Regions from separate parts of the Mus musculus genome. Here region 2 is linked to region 1. A link is a contact called in ENCODE Hi-C or POLR2A ChIA-PET data. All regions are on one chromosome and are shown on one strand. The core of a region is the stretch at or near the end of the contact, and the rest is flanking DNA. Distances in the headings are between cores, read along the strand shown. Region 1 holds the start of Ufc1 (ubiquitin-fold modifier conjugating enzyme 1). Region 2 holds the start of Dedd (death effector domain-containing).

The links. Hi-C counts contacts between places; a loop is a spot of excess contacts on that map. ChIA-PET counts read pairs that join two places held with the same protein, here RNA polymerase II (POLR2A).
Region 2: a map of left cerebral cortex shows a loop between it and region 1 (7-fold over the local background). The contact joins the promoter of Dedd here to the promoter of Ufc1 in region 1. A Hi-C loop is called at or near these places in 12 of 37 maps with a recorded cell type or tissue (T-helper 17 cell, gastrocnemius, heart and 1 more). POLR2A ChIA-PET finds 5 or more read pairs at or near these places in 4 of 5 experiments (Patski and embryonic stem cell).

What each region holds. Positions count from the first base shown.
Region 1 is chr1:171,293,479-171,296,411 of GRCm38, forward strand. It overlaps Ufc1 (ubiquitin-fold modifier conjugating enzyme 1), which reads right to left and starts at 1,524. Exons shown (of 7, transcript NM_025388.3): 1 at 1,443-1,524; 2 at 1,156-1,349. The coding sequence starts at 1,278.
Region 2 is chr1:171,327,640-171,330,572 of GRCm38, forward strand. It overlaps Dedd (death effector domain-containing), which reads left to right and starts at 1,506. Exons shown (of 6, transcript NM_001128609.1): 1 at 1,506-1,887.

The DNA of each region.
Region 1 (2,933 bases), core at 274-2,773:
CCAACAACCTGCAAATGCTGGCAGAGCTCTAGTATTTATATACTTTCTGAACATTTCCCAGAATTCCAATTGTCATGCAATCCCAGAAACCATCTGCAGCTGGCAAAACCAGGCCTCTGCTCGAGAACAAGGCAAATCATAGTCAGCTGCTTTGAACCTGTGCCACATCCCCACACCTGGGATTAAAACAAAAACATATTCTTATGCTTCTGTTTTAAAGAAACCAAAATTCCAGAATCCTCGCTACACCTTACTCCTTCCTCCCCATGTTCTCAAAATACCCTAGTTATGTCTCTGTCTCTCCACTTAAACACAGTTTAATACTGTTTCTGTCAACCTCAGTAGGGCCATTCTTATTCGGTTTTATATACTCTCAATAGATACTAGTAACACAATAATATGTTTTATTGTTGTGGTTTGAGGCAGGGTCTCCTATAGTCCAGACTGGCTTTGAATTCATTATGCAGTCTAAAAAACGACCCGAGCTTCCAATCCTGGCTCCACATCCTGGGTACAGAGAACATATGAGCCTCATCAATTTATGAGGTGCCAGAGATGGAACCCAAGGACATCTTGCATGCTACGCAAGCACTCGCCAGTTTCTCAGTGAGGCCACATATACTGCAAGCGATCTACTGGGTTTTGAAGCAGATAGAAAGCACCAAAAGGAGGGCAATCTTTCTCTTCCCATAACAGGAATTAGCTGAAAGGATGGCTAATTTATAACTAAAAACATCTCTCTCTCTACCTCTAAACACTTTAGGTTTTCAGTCCTGACATTAATTCCATCCATTTCATCATGAAGAATGAAAGAGCAGTGATGCACAGACACTTCTTCAGGCGCTAAGAAGTACTTTGACCCCCTACCACAGCCAGCAGAGCAAGCACCTGGTGCGAGAGGGACACGTCACCTTCCCGGAATACTGCTGTTTTTTCCTTCAAAGTCTAGCCCTACTGTGCTCCTAGCCGGAATCTCTTCTGCATCCTCCCTCCGGCCACCCGTAACGCCCCCAGCCCCCCAAACAATCGCATTTATATGAATTTAGAATTTAAACTTTAAAACCGGAAGCGGCTTCCACCCGGAGCCAATTCCCGGGGACACCTGGTTACTCGCCACCCCTCTGCTACGCGGTCAAGCACAGGAGTAAAACTGACCCGGATCAGGGACTGATATTCCTCCTTTAGTCGCTGCACCCACAATTCCCGATCTCGGGGTCCGGCGTTGGTCTTCAGCACCGGGATCTCAGACACGACCCGCCGAGTGGCCTCGTCCGCCATCTTGGACCAGGGAGCAGGAAAACTGCGGAAGTGCAGTTGCTTGTCACTTACTCACGGCGTCGCCATCTTTACTGTGGGAAGAGGAGGCGTTGGATGGCTTTAAAGCGGACCCTGAATGCATTCGATTTTTATTTATTTATTGTAAGGAAATAAAATTGACCTACGGGTGTGAGCGTCCGGAAGAACAGAATGGAGGCGGGCTACTCTGTCCACCTATCATTAAATCACCGGAGCCTGCTCAGAGAACGACTTCCGTTCATGCTCAGAAGCAATCTTGGGAAAAACTCAAGACCTTCCCAAACCAGCAAAGTTGTTTGAATTTCAGGTTTTTCTAGACTGTCTTCAAAGTCCTATCTCCTAAGATGCGCAATTTAACGTCTTTGTTCTCCAGAGTGACTTCCTTACTTTCCATCCCTGTCCTGAATAATTAACACAACTGAATTAGGAAGTATGTAAGCTTGTTTGTTTTTTAAAGGACATTGGGTCCTATATACCACAGACTTGCCTCTAACACATACAAAATGGCCCGGAGCTATTGCTTACTTCAAAATTAATCTGTTTAGGTTTTAAAACCATCCTAAAGATAAAACTTTTTTTTCCAAAGAGTTACTGAATATCTTTTGTGTGCTATATATTAAGTATATAGAAACGATTTCTTCTTAGATGAATTCACCCAAATGACTAACAGTCACTGAATGCCTATTCTAAGCCTATGGCAAGTCATCTGGTAATTTGTTGTTTTTTTATTAGACCAGGCTGGCCTCCGACTCACAGATCTGCCTGCCTCTGTCTCCCAAGTGCTGGTTGGGTAATTTCTAAATTCGTTTGAAACCAAGAAACCTCAATAAGCTTGGTGGCCCACATGTGTTATCCCAGAGCTTAGGGGTCAAGATCAGAAGATTGCTGCAACTCAATTTAAAACGAACAAACTCCATATGCCACAGCTGCTGTGATTGCACACTTTCGATCCCAGCATTTGGGAGGCAGAGGACTCTAGAGTTTTAACCTTGGTGAGTTTGAGTCTACAAAGAGAACAAATTCCAAGATGGTGGTGTCACACATCTTTAATCTCAGCCCTCAGGAGACAGAGGGCTGGCAGATCTCTGAGTTTGAGAGCCAGCCTGGTCTACAGAGTGAGTTCCAGAACAGCTAGGGCTACACAGAGAAGCCCTGTCTCAAAACAAAAACAAAAACAAAAAAATCCCAAAAAACAAACAAACAAAAAACCCCTCAAAACCAAAACAACCCCCTACCCAAAAAAAGAGAAAGAAGGAAAGAAAGAAAGAAAAACAAGACATGCTGTCCTCTGACTTACATACCTATGCCGTGGCATGTGTGCCCCTTCAACTTCAATTTAAATTTATATATTTGTATGTCATGTGAGTGTTTTACCAGCATGTATGTAAGGTACCATGTGCATGCAGTGCCAGTAGAGGCATGTAAAGGGCAACAGATGCCCTGGAACCAGAGTTACAGACATGACTTCCATGTGGGTGCTGAGAACTGAAGACTGATCCTCTGCAAGAGTAGCAAGTGCGCTTAAATCTTGAGCTGTATCTCCAGTCCTCTAGGTGAAAAAACAAACACTCAAATATAGTTTTAAGGGCTGAGGACGTAGTGTAGTGTTAGAATTCTTGCCTAGAATGCACAGAAAT
Region 2 (2,933 bases), core at 256-2,755, 34 kb after region 1:
GTGAAAACCTTCCTTTTTCTTTTAAATTCTCCTCCACACGACAACTTACTGACAGCTCCCCCACTTCTCCCCCTCCCCCCAATAAACACTGAGAAAAGGGCTTTTTACTTTTGCCTTTTTACTACTGGGTCTGGCTGGTCTGTTGCTCATTAAATAGGTCCAGTTTTGCCTCAAATCCCATCCTCCCGCTTCTTGAAAACTGGGATTACAAACCTTAGTGTGAGTAGCCACAAAACTTTTTACACATTGTATCTTTCCACTTGGATCTGGTTGTTACCCTATACCTCTATGTAACAACTTTCTCCAAGTTTACCTAGTGACCTTCATTTCTTCCACATTCCGAACCACACATTTTAGTCCACATCTTACCTAATCGCTTACTCTTGATACTTGTAACAAGTTTCCTTGATACTTTTCTCTGTCTGGCTTCCTGTCTGTGCCTCCTCGCTGTCCTATTTTCTGCTTCCTTCCCTCATCTCACTCCTCGAATGCACACATCCTCCTCTTTAGGCCATTTTTCTCTCTTATGGCTCCAAGAATATCCAGACATGCGCAAGCACACTTTCAACTTTCTTGGTTTCAAACCACACTAATTCATATATACTTGCCTAAAAGATATCCCGCAGATCTCTTGAAACTAAAAATAACGTAACCCAGTTATTCAAGTCAGGACACTCATATTTCCTTATCCAACACATGCCTTCCTACCTACACATCGCCACTGTCTCTTCTTTAGCTTCATAATTGATCTCTCTCCCTACCCAGCTCCACTCCCCAGGGACCGAACGTCAGGCCTAACCGTGCTAAGAACGCATTCTTCTACAGTGCTCTAACATCCTTGCGGTCTTCTTCGCTTAAATTAAGTCCAAATTGGTCTCCATCTCCAGGGCTCAAGTAATCCTCCTGCCTCAGGCTTCAGGCTGGCACTAACATGCCCAGAGCTGGCAAGCTGTGATCTCTCTACAATACAAATATAACTAACTGTTCACACCTCTGTTTAGACCCTTCAAAGCCTCTTCGACTGCCCTTAGGATAAAATAAATTTGCAAGGTCTTGAGTCATAGCTCCCTATCTCAAAGCCCTTTGTATTACCTCTTCCTTTAGCCACAGCAGGCTCTCGGCAGCTCCAGAACATACTCGAGCCCATCCCACCCCCAATTCAATTCTCAGCCGTCCTTCACCCGTCAGCTGAGGCGACTTTTCCATAGGAAAATGGGAGCTCAAAAGGAAAACACTGAAGGGATGAATTCCGAGAGAGGGTGAGAAGCGCGGCTGCGAGGTTCGGGTTTCAGAACGTCAGAGTGACAGGAAGTTCAAGGCAAAGGTGAACTCCAGATCGTGACCTTTCACCTCAGTTCACCGGGCAGTCCGACCCCCGGCCGATTCCGCCCTTACGTATCATGGCTGCCAGCCCCTCTCTCCCGAGGGCCTTCGAGCCCGATACCAGCCAGCTCGGGCGCCACCAAGGCTTCCACCTTCAAATACGTTCTCTCTCCGCTTCTTAGAACCTCCCCGCCGCCGCCGTTAGGAGAACCCTGCGTTGCCAGCTTGCCCCTAAGCAAGATGGCTGCCAGTCTCCAGCCTCTCTTGCCGACGTGAAGCTACCCACTCCCCGCTTAATGCCGCTGCCAGGCTGCCCTCACCTAGTATGGCTCCTCCGCTCATGCCTCGTTATGGTCTCGAAGCCGACACTAACCGGCCAGGTTCCGGGAGGCGCTGTGCAGGATGCAGCCACCCCCGCCCGGCCCTCCCCTCCCCCACGCCCGCGGCGGCGGCGGCGGCGGCGGAGGCGGCGGCGGCTGGAGCCCGGATGCGGCTCCGTGAGGCGCAGGCCCCGGAGAGCGGCGCGGATGGATCCAACATGGCGGCGCCGAGGCTGAGCCGAGAGTGAGGCGGCGGGGCGGCCGGCCGGCGTGGGGAGGGGGAGTCGAGTGGGACGGGGCGGGGCCGGGCGGGGCCGCCAAGGGCTTGGGGAAGGAAAGTGGAAGGGGGAGGCGGTGGCGACGTCCAGCCCGGAGAACCTCCGGAGAGGGAGGTGACGGGACGCTGCGAGGTGGGGGAAGGGGAGCGGCCGAGGGGGGCGTGCAGGGGAGATGGCAACTGTGGGAGAGGGCAGGGGTCGGGGCGCAGGAGTGCGAGCCTGGGGAGGGGCGTAAACAAGGGCCCAGGCTGGCCCAGGCCAGGGGCAGTAAAGAGGCCGAGGTGGGGAGCGGGGCTGCGAGCCAGCGCTGGGGAAGGGGTAGGAGCCGGAGGGAGAGGTTGAGGGTGTGGAGGGGACGGGGGCTGGTGGCATGTGGCTGCAGGGAGGGCTGGACTCCCGTGAGCGCCGTGGTGAGGACGTGGGAGGTGGCGGGGGTTGGGGGGGGGGGTTGGATTGGACTTGAGACGTGTGCCGGAGGGAGGTTTTTCAAAGTGTTCAAATTGGAAGCGGAAGGGCCTAAGGGGAGAATTGGGGTGGAAGAGGAGAAGAGAAGCGGGGCTTGGCGGATGGAGAGAGTGGCGATGTGCCGGGGTAACGTAGAAAGTGAGAGACCCGGAGGAAAGTTTGAAAGGAAGGGGGGAAGATAGGGCAGTGGAGCTGCACGGGTGATAGAGGGTTTGGGGGTTTCCCTTTCCCCCCTGTGGAAGGGCAGCAGAGTTAAGCAGTATCAGTTGCAGCCAATTTTAATTGCCAGGCGCTTAGCTTTTAATAGGGTGGGAAGGGCAGAAAGGAATGGTCATGTGGGTTTGGAGAATTGGGGTTGAATGAGGGTTCAACCGGATTTGCTTTCCAAAACACCCGCTTGCTTCCTTGTTTTTCCTGGTTACAAATAGGGAGATTAGTAAAGCTCTTTCCTAGGTTTCTTTTTTTCTTTTCTTGCAATTAGCATTACAAGAATAGGGAAAGAGACTTTTCTGGAGCCTTATATACCAAGGTGGAGGCTCTGGAAGCC